3 separate regions of the Homo sapiens genome follow, and all the other regions are linked to region 2. A link is a contact called in ENCODE Hi-C or POLR2A ChIA-PET data. All regions are on one chromosome and are shown on one strand. The core of a region is the stretch at or near the end of the contact, and the rest is flanking DNA. Distances in the headings are between cores, read along the strand shown. Region 1 has its middle 71 kb from the start of MIR1587. Region 2 has its middle 82 kb from the start of MIR1587. Region 3 has its middle 55 kb from the start of LINC03053.

What was found. Hi-C counts contacts between places; a loop is a spot of excess contacts on that map. ChIA-PET counts read pairs that join two places held with the same protein, here RNA polymerase II (POLR2A). Pooled maps may share reads with other maps.
Region 1: a map of ascending aorta shows a loop between it and region 2 (4-fold over the local background). The contact joins two enhancer-like sites. A Hi-C loop is called at or near these places in 5 of 168 maps with a recorded cell type or tissue (ascending aorta, chondrocyte, endothelial cell of umbilical vein and 2 more) and 6 of 50 pooled maps. POLR2A ChIA-PET finds 5 or more read pairs at or near these places in 2 of 52 experiments (AG04450 and PC-3).
Region 3: a map of MCF 10A shows a loop between it and region 2 (2.8-fold over the local background). The contact joins two enhancer-like sites. A Hi-C loop is called at or near these places in 2 of 168 maps with a recorded cell type or tissue (Caco-2 and MCF 10A). POLR2A ChIA-PET finds 5 or more read pairs at or near these places in 1 of 52 experiments (A549).

The regions. Positions count from the first base shown.
Region 1 is chrX:39,906,884-39,909,583 of GRCh38, forward strand. No RefSeq gene overlaps it. Among named protein-coding and RNA genes, the nearest start is that of MIR1587, 71 kb to the left of the region's middle. RefSeq lists enhancers at 594-1,793, 1,202-1,898, 1,272-1,566. Within about 2 kb of position 1,413, at least 14 of the 41 ENCODE cell types and tissues checked have a DNase peak (open chromatin) inside an H3K27ac peak, as active enhancers do; they include endothelial cell of umbilical vein, where a contact is called at or near this core.
Region 2 is chrX:39,753,796-39,756,670 of GRCh38, forward strand. No RefSeq gene overlaps it. Among named protein-coding and RNA genes, the nearest start is that of MIR1587, 82 kb to the right of the region's middle. RefSeq lists enhancers at 1-50, 896-1,845. Within about 2 kb of position 1,461, at least 16 of the 41 ENCODE cell types and tissues checked have a DNase peak (open chromatin) inside an H3K27ac peak, as active enhancers do; they include endothelial cell of umbilical vein, where a contact is called at or near this core.
Region 3 is chrX:39,952,588-39,955,461 of GRCh38, forward strand. No RefSeq gene overlaps it. Among named protein-coding and RNA genes, the nearest start is that of LINC03053, 55 kb to the right of the region's middle. RefSeq lists a silencer at 1,343-1,571. Within about 2 kb of position 1,449, at least 4 of the 41 ENCODE cell types and tissues checked have a DNase peak (open chromatin) inside an H3K27ac peak, as active enhancers do.

The DNA of each region.
Region 1 (2,700 bases), core at 163-2,662, 150 kb after region 2:
ACAAATTTCTTGAAGCAAAGAAAGTTCTAGTCCCCAGTCTGAGACCCATTCTGTCTCTCCATCCCCAAGTGATGACACAACCCCTTCGTTCTCAAAGATCTGTTTAAATATGTAGGTGGTCTTGCTTGAGTCAACTGGTTTTTATGTCAGCATTGACCTCAGTCCTGAGATCCTAGATTGCCCAGCTGGCAGAGCACTGGAGGGTAGAGCTCGCTGCAAGTGAGGCCAGCCCACCCCCAGCCTTCTGATGGGCCACTGAGGCCACCCCGTTGGGCTGGTCATCTGCAGCCGGTGTCCTCTCCTGACCTCTGCTCTAATCTCAAGGGCACCCTTTATTTAGACACCACAGTCCAGCCTGAGCCTCAAGTCCTCGATTCATTGGCTGGACATGAGCCAGGGACAGCCACAGGCTGGCTCCAGAGGGCTCCCCAAAAGAGGCCACAGAGGCCCCAGGAGGCAGGCTCTGGCCGAGCTGGAACAGAGAACGGAGGTTTAAATTTCCGAGGCCTCAGTTCGAATTCCAGCTCTCTCACTGGCGATGACCTTGATCCGTGGGGTAACTTCCCTGAGCCTGGTGCCTGCATCAATCAAATGGAAGAGGAGAAGACCACGTGAACGTGGAGCAGAGTGAGATGCAAAGATGCTGGCCTTGACGTTTGTAGTGATTAGTGAGGCAGCCACAAGCCAAGGAAGGCCAGCAGCCACCAGAAGCCAGAAGAGGCAAGGAACAGATTTTTCACTGGATTCTCATGAGAAAGTATGGCCCAGTGAAACTGACTTCAGGCTTCTAGCTTCCAGAACCATAAGAGAATATATTCCTACTGTTTTAAGCCACCAAATTGTGGTCATTTGTTATAGGCAGCCATAGGAAGCTAAGACAGAATTTACAAAGGGCCTCCGGGAGACCTCTGTGAAATGGTACTAGATATTGACTTGTATTATCTTAATGGGCCCTGACAACGAGCTTTTAAGGTAGTGGGCAAGGCAAGCCTTGTCAGTGTTTTACTGATTAGGAAATGGAGGCTCTGAGAAATTAAGTGTCTTGTTCGAGGTCACATGTTGTTTGGTGGCAGAGCTGGGACTGGAACAGAGGTGACCCAGAGCCTGGTGCTGGTCCCTTTCCACCACCCGCCATGCCCTGTGCCCACCCTCCCTCCTCTGACCAAGTCTAAGCAAGTGGAAAGGAGGGCTTGGCCTCCAGTGGGAGCTTAGCAAGGCCTCTCAAGGGCCTGGAAGACAAGGGGACCCTTCTCTAGCCCCCTGCCTGGCCCTGGGTGTTTGCATTTGGACATGTGCTGTGGCAGAGGCATCACGGGGGCACTGGATGCTCCATCTGGAGTTACGTCTCTTCTCCTAGAGGAAAGGGAATCCAGGGACATGAATTCTCTCTCAGTGACTCACCTCTGAGCCCTGTCAGGTCTCCCCGGGCCTCAGATTCCTCTGTGGTGACATGGAAATAATAACAGGGCCGCCCCCTCCTTGAGGAGCTGTGGAATTAGAGAATGAGCCTGCACAGAAATGCCCACGGTGAGTCGATTACCCAGTTCCGCTCTCCTCTGGCCCAAGCGGTGGCCCCGAGAGTCCCCTGGAACAGGAGGGCCTCAGGGAAATTTGCCAGGGGCACCACACAGAGAGCACGCCAGGGAGGCGTTGCTCAATCTCTCACCCACGTGGGCCCCAGGGAAAGCCCGCAGCCCAGCCATGACTCCTGAACTGCCCTGAGAGCCTGGGACAGGCTCGCACTGCGCTCACTCATCCTCTCTGTCTCTCTCTCTCTCTCATGCTTTTCCTTTATTTTCTCATGCTTTCCCTCTCTTGTGCCCACACTCCAGAAATATGTTTCCCATCCCCTCATTTCCCTGCATTCTCTGTCCTCCTCCTCCCGTCCTCCTTGCTTGCTGGCTTTCACTTACTCTCTTCTTCTCCCTGGTGCTCTGTTCCCCGCTCTGTGCCCTCTTTCATGCCCCCTGTCCATCACCCCGCCACTCTCTTGCTGTCTCGGCTTACTCTCTCCTGCTTGCCCTCTTGCTGCCTTACTTTCCTCTCTTGCCCTCTCACTCTCTGACTCTTCCGTGCTCTCTGCTGCCCTGGACCCTCCATGGCCCCCACCCCCGCCCTGGGATCAGGCTGAGGCCAGGCTTCCGCTGAGCTTCCCTCCTTGCTTCACCTCTTCCCTGCCGCGCTGCTGCCCTCGCTCTCTCGCTGGCTTCTCCTGCAAGGACTTGCTCCATAAAGCACTCACACGGGACTTCCCCCTCAGGCTCTGCTTCTAGAGAATTCTTTCTTTTTTTTTTTTTTGAGTCGGAGTTTCACTCTTGTTGCCCAGGCTGGAGTGCAGTGGCACGATCTTGGCTCACTGCTGCAACCTACGCCTCCCGGGTTCAAGCGATTCTCCTGCCTCAGCCTCCCAATAACTGGGATTACAGGTGTGTGCCACCACGCCCAGCTAATTTTTGTGTTTTTAGTAGAGCGGGGTTTCACCATGTTGGCCAGGCTGGTCTCCAACTCCTGACCTCAAGTGATCCACCCACCTTGGCCTCCCAAAGTGCTGGGATCACAGTCATGAGCTACCGCACCTTGCCCTGGAGAATTCTTACCTAAGATACCCTGGTAGGTTCTAGAGAAGGAAAATCAGGAAAGATGTGCCTGCCCTGCCTTCCAAGAGCTTCTGGCCTGGGAGGAGAAGCATCCTGAAGGAGA
Region 2 (2,875 bases), core at 211-2,710:
AAACATGCAGTATCTGAATCTGATCACGAGAGACATCAGACAAAGCCCAACTAAGGGTCAGTCTATGAAATCGCCAGCCCTTATTCTTCAGAAGTGTTCATGTCATGAAAGACAAGGATAGACTAAGGGACTATGCTGGATTATAGGACACACAACAACAGATTACACAACAGGCACACAACAACAGATTACAGTGTGCAATTCTGAATTGGATCCTGAACCAGAGAAATATTTCTTTTCTTTTGTTTTGAAGGACATTAGTGGAGCAACTGACAGGATTTGAATAAGATCTGGGGATCAGGTAACATCTGTGTAAATATCTGTGTATATTTCCCAATTTTGATAAACCGTACTGTGGTTATTTAAGAGAACATCCTTGTTGTTTTTGTTTTTAGGAAATGCACCCTGAAATATTTCAGGGTTCAAGGAGCATCATGTCTAAAATTTAATCTCAAAAGCTTCAGGGAAAACAGAAATGTGTGTGTGTGGAGAAAGCACACAAAAATTGGTAAAAATGTTAACATTGGGGGAATCTGAGGAAAGTAGATTCAGGAAGTCTTGGCACTCCTTTTGCAAGTTTTCAAGTCTGTAATTATTTCAAAATCAAAAGTTTACAAAATAAAAATTAAGGCTGGGCACAGTGGCTCATGCCTGTAATCCCAGCACTTTGGGAGGCCGAGGCAGGTGGATCACCTGAGGTTAGGAGTTCAAGACCAGCCTGGCCAACATGGTGAAACCCCATCTCTACTAAAAATATAAAAAATTAGCCAGGTGTGGTGGTGGGTGCCTGTAATCCCAGCTACTCAAAAGGCTGAGGCAGGAGAATCTCTTGAACCCAGAAGGCAGAGGTTACAGTGACCCAAGATCATGCCACTACACTCCAGCCTGCGCTACCGAGTGAGACACCATCTCAAAATAAATAAATAAATAAATAAAAATAAAGTCCACTCTGGCTGCCGGGTGGAGCATAAATATTGGGGGAGGGGCAGCATCAGGAGAGGTAGGACCAAGGATGGCCTAGGGTGCCGTGCTAGGAGGAGACAGGGCCAAGGCCTTAGAGTGTACAGAAATCAGGACCAACAGGCTTTCCATCTTAGGAAAGCCACTCTGTCCCCCACCATGCTGCTAACAACGGACCCAGCCAGTGCCCACCAAATGGCTCCTGCAGCCTTCCTTTGCAGCCACACTGAAAAGCGATCAAATGTGAAATCCCAGGGAGGCCAGAGCAATGCGGCCAGCACTCAGCTCCGGGAGGCTGGTCAGGGAAGGGAGAGATTGGCTGCAGCCCCTGCTGCCCTGTCACCTGTATCCACGAGTGTCCCCCACTGTCTGTTGCCCCCTTGGCCGGCCTCAGCCCCTCAGGAAATAAGACTCTCCAGGCCCCAGCAGGCCTTTTGACCCAAGCCGGGGCAGCCGGGGCTCAGTTCTGAAAGAATAAAGGAACAGGCTTTCTCAGGGGGCTGCCCCTCCTCGGCCTGGTGCAGGGGACACGTGGCACAGCCAGCAAGGCTGTCTAAACAAGCAGGGGTTGAGCTGCACACCAGGCGCCACGCTCATTAAACTGGGGGCCAGCCGCAGGGCTAATCAGCCAAGCGCCTCCAGACACCGTAGTCTTGCAGGTGGATGGTGCCCCTCTGGCCTGCACACGTCTCAGTGGAGGCCGGGTAGTCTCAGGATCCCGGACAAACGAGCCAGAAAAGCCTCCTTCTCCCACCCTACTCCATCATGCGCAGAAACCAACAGTACTGTGGGGGAAGGACAGAGGGAGGTTTACACTCCCCACACGATCGCCTTTGGGAAGGGAACTCTGATGGACTCCCTCCCCTGCTAGGCAGTTCACCATCAGACACCCACAGCCTGCTTTGCTGGATTAGAGGCAGCAAAAAAAGGAGGCCAAAATGTAGTCATGCTGATAGATTGCTATCAGCAGGCCCATAGGAGAGCCTGTTCCTTTATTCTTCTGAACTCTTTCATGGAGACGCCGCCGGCTCAGGCATGGTGACTCAGACGCTCCAGAATTCGGAGCAGCCAGGACCATGGGTCTGGGTGGGGACGTCAGCCTGTGTGTCAGGCCCAGCCCTGGCACCCAGCCAGCTGGGAGGCTGGGAGGCTGGAGGTTTGCAGGCTCATAAAAAGAAATCGCTTGTTCCTCTGCCAGACAAGAATGAGCCAGGTCCGGCGGAGAGAGAAGAAAAGCACTGCTGCTGTGGGATATTCATGCCCAAGATAGTGTCCTTCTGCAGCTCTGGAGGCTGACAAAGATCTGCTTCTTCGGAGCAGGCAGCAGCCACATCAGGGAAGAACTGCACCTCTGACCCACTTGCCGGTGACCCAGTTGCAGGAGAGGAAACTGGGGCGCCAGGAGATGGGATGACTTAGCCCCAGGTCCCCCACGAATGCCTGCCCCCCGACTTCCCTATGGCAGGGTGGACACTGGGAAATCTGAGGACACAAAGAAATGATAACCCATGCCTTCCAAGTTAGTCCGGCCCCTCAGGCGTGAGTGCTCATGCGTTTTGCCCAGACTGGGGCAAGCCTTAGATGTTTTCATATTTTTCAGAATCTCTCTTCTTGACTTGAAATGGCACGGCCAAAAGCATTGTTTCTCAAAGAAGCTACGGATGTAGGACCAGTCTTGTTTGTGTTTGTTTGTTAATTAATTCCAATCCGTTATGGACAGATACTTCTGTAAAGTACAATAAAAATGATTTGCTGGAAAAATGAAGCAGAAAAAAACACAACATAAAACACAAGCCCAAACCTCTACGGTTAGATTTAACAAACACACACATACTCTGTTGACTTGCTATAAAAGTTTCTAAACACTTGCTCCCAGTTTCTGTACTTAGCTCACTGAGGACAGGTGCCAGACAGC
Region 3 (2,874 bases), core at 199-2,698, 200 kb after region 2:
TGTCACCAAAAGGCGTTAACAGCCTTCTAAGGGTGTCAAGGTAGAGTCCAAAGTGGCACCTCAGCAGGCTGGGCACGTCTTGATGTACCATGTTTGGCATCGCTGTTCATGTCCATCTACATTCTATTCCATCAGAGGGCCCTGTGCTTGTTTGAATAGAAGAGCGACATTGACAATCACTTCAAATCCAATACAATTGATCCTCCAGGAAGCGCTGCCACCTTTACCCTGTAGTTTCAAGTGCCCTAACATCCCTGAAGAGACTGCAGAGTACAGGGACCCAGTCTAAAATCACAGAAGGCTGCCCCTACAGTCCTGTCCATTGCTGTTACGCTTCCTTCTCTGTTGTCACCCTTATCCCTGGGGGATTCCCAGCAGCTCTAAACTGAGGCAAGAAAGAGGGAGTGAGGGTTGGGGTGGGAGAACCACTCCTCTCACCTTGCTGCTTCATTCACAGCTCCCTCCTCCTCTTCCACCACCCCCACCCCCACAACCCCACTGCAGCCCAGAACAGAACTTGGCACATTCTAAAACTGAGTGGTTGCAGCTGCCACAGACGCCTGAGAGGAAGGGGTTAAAAACATCTTTCATCTCTCAGCAGTGCCTTTATATAGTCCATGTGTGACTCTGAATGGTTATGGCTTTATATATAGTGTGCTCTGTGTGGAGACAGAAAACACTGTAGTTAAGGGAACAAAGGCGGTTCTAGTCTAATGACCTGCTCTTATTTGTGGGGACCTCATCTCTAAAGGGCGGCCTTCAGGTGACATCTGCCATGTTGAGTGTATGCCTGAAGAATCACACCAATAAACACTGGAGATGCAAATACAAGAGAGGTAAGAACGTGCACAAATAAACTAAGGCCACTCATCCTGTTTATTGTTTCTAGAAAAAAGAAAGCACACGTTTCCCTTTGGATGTTTTCACACATAGCCAAACCTTAAAATGTCAACTTCTGCAAGGTATTTGACCTAAAAATAGTAAAATTTCTGTGTCATTTAAAAAGCCATTTAAAATGACAGACTTAAGCCTGATTTTTCAAACATACATCTGGAATGACAAACCGAAGTTGCATTATTTAGGGGCAGAGTCTTTGAAAGCAGCTGCTAGGCCTTCATTTTACTAAAATCTGCCTGTTCCTGTGGTTTCTCGTAGGTGACATCTGCTTGGATTTTTTGGACGACAGGTCTCTTCTTTGTCCCTTGGTGATTAAGAGAAACAGGAAAGAAAGAAGGAATAGCTCGGGGGAGGTGGAAGGAGCTGGCAGTAACATGATGGGAAACCACGCACCTTTGCATCTTAGATGATAGCCAGCCTCTGCTCCCTCTGGGGCACTAAAGGGCTCAGACCTACATTTACACACTGCTGCACTCAAAAGGAGCAAAGCCAGGAGTTCCAATCGAACCAACCTCGCTTGGCCAGAGAACGTCACATGCACCCTGGCAGGCAGGCAGGCAGGCCGCCAGAAGCTCGCGGTTTGTTTAGACAGCACAGGTCACTCCTGTCCACACCCAAGGCTGACGCGGCTTTATAAACACTGAGCACAGAGTGCGGTCTGTGCAGCAGCCCCATCAGAGACCTGCACTGCACCGGGGCAGGGCACTGAGGACAGGTTCAGTTGTGAGTTCAGAGGGAGCCACATTTCTTCACCCACTGGAAGAACTCAGCTTAAAACAAAGTGTGCCAGGAAAGGGCCCATTGGGGTCCCCTTAGCAGCCCCCACAAAGCCCTGGGAGCGCTGGACTGGGAAGCACGAGATGAAGGTTCAAATCTTACCACAGCTCGTAACTGGTTGTGTGACGTGGAGCAGGTCACTTGGAGCACACCTTTCTGAGCCTTCCTTTTCCAAATACAGAGCTTAGACTACTGGCTCCAAAAGTCTTATCGTTCTGGTGGATCATCAATTCACATTTATTCAATGTATGAATGAACAAATGAAGGAAGGAAGGAACTGAACCACCGAACAAATGAACAGCCTGAAATAGGGGTTCCCAGCCCAAGCCACCTCTGCCTTCCACCCAGCTCCGCACCGCACCCTTCACACCCTCTGCAACTCCCTGAAGGGAAAAGGAAAGCATTTGAAAAAGGCTTCCTACAAACGTGAATTCACAGTCACATTTTAAAAGCTCCAGCGCCAAAGCATCTCCCCAACCCCCCACTGCTTCGACCATTTACCTAAGGAGAAGCTCACCACCAGTTTCTCCGACTCCCTCATTCTGCCCTCAGCTTCCTGCGCTGGAGCCCCTGGGAATTCCGGCCCATAAGCTGCAGCCCCAAACCTTAGTGAAGAAACAAACGGGCTGCCCTCTCTCTCCTTGCACTTCACCAGTGGGTTCGTTTCAACGCCTGTGGGTGTATTTCAATGAGAACAACATGAAAACATGGGCGGATTCTTTTCTGTCTAAAAGAAAAAACCTGGACCAATAAGCTGAAGTAATAACAAAGCAGAATGTGGACATCTGCTCCCCGCCCTGAGCGACTCCCCACCTCGCATTTCCTGGGGCCTTGTCACACCCCCCAAGGCATGGATTGCCAAAGTCAAAATTAATTCCCCTACATTGACTGGGCATTGCAACCTGCTGATGTGTTGCTTGCGACTTATTTGTTCATTCATTAAACTAAAATGCAGTGAGCCCTTTCTAGGTGCAAGGCGCTGTGGAGGCTTCATTTTGAACAAGCCTTTTAGGAAGCCTGCGGTCTAATGGGAAGCCGAGACAAGCCCATTAATAACTGTGATACAGGAAGAAACGAGGCGAGGCATCAACCCAGGAAGTGCTGGGAAAGAATAAAAAGAACGTTTGTTTGTGTGGAGGTGGGGCTGGAAGTGCTGGTCAGGAAGGCTTCATGAAGGTGGTGGCGTTTCACCTGGGCAGT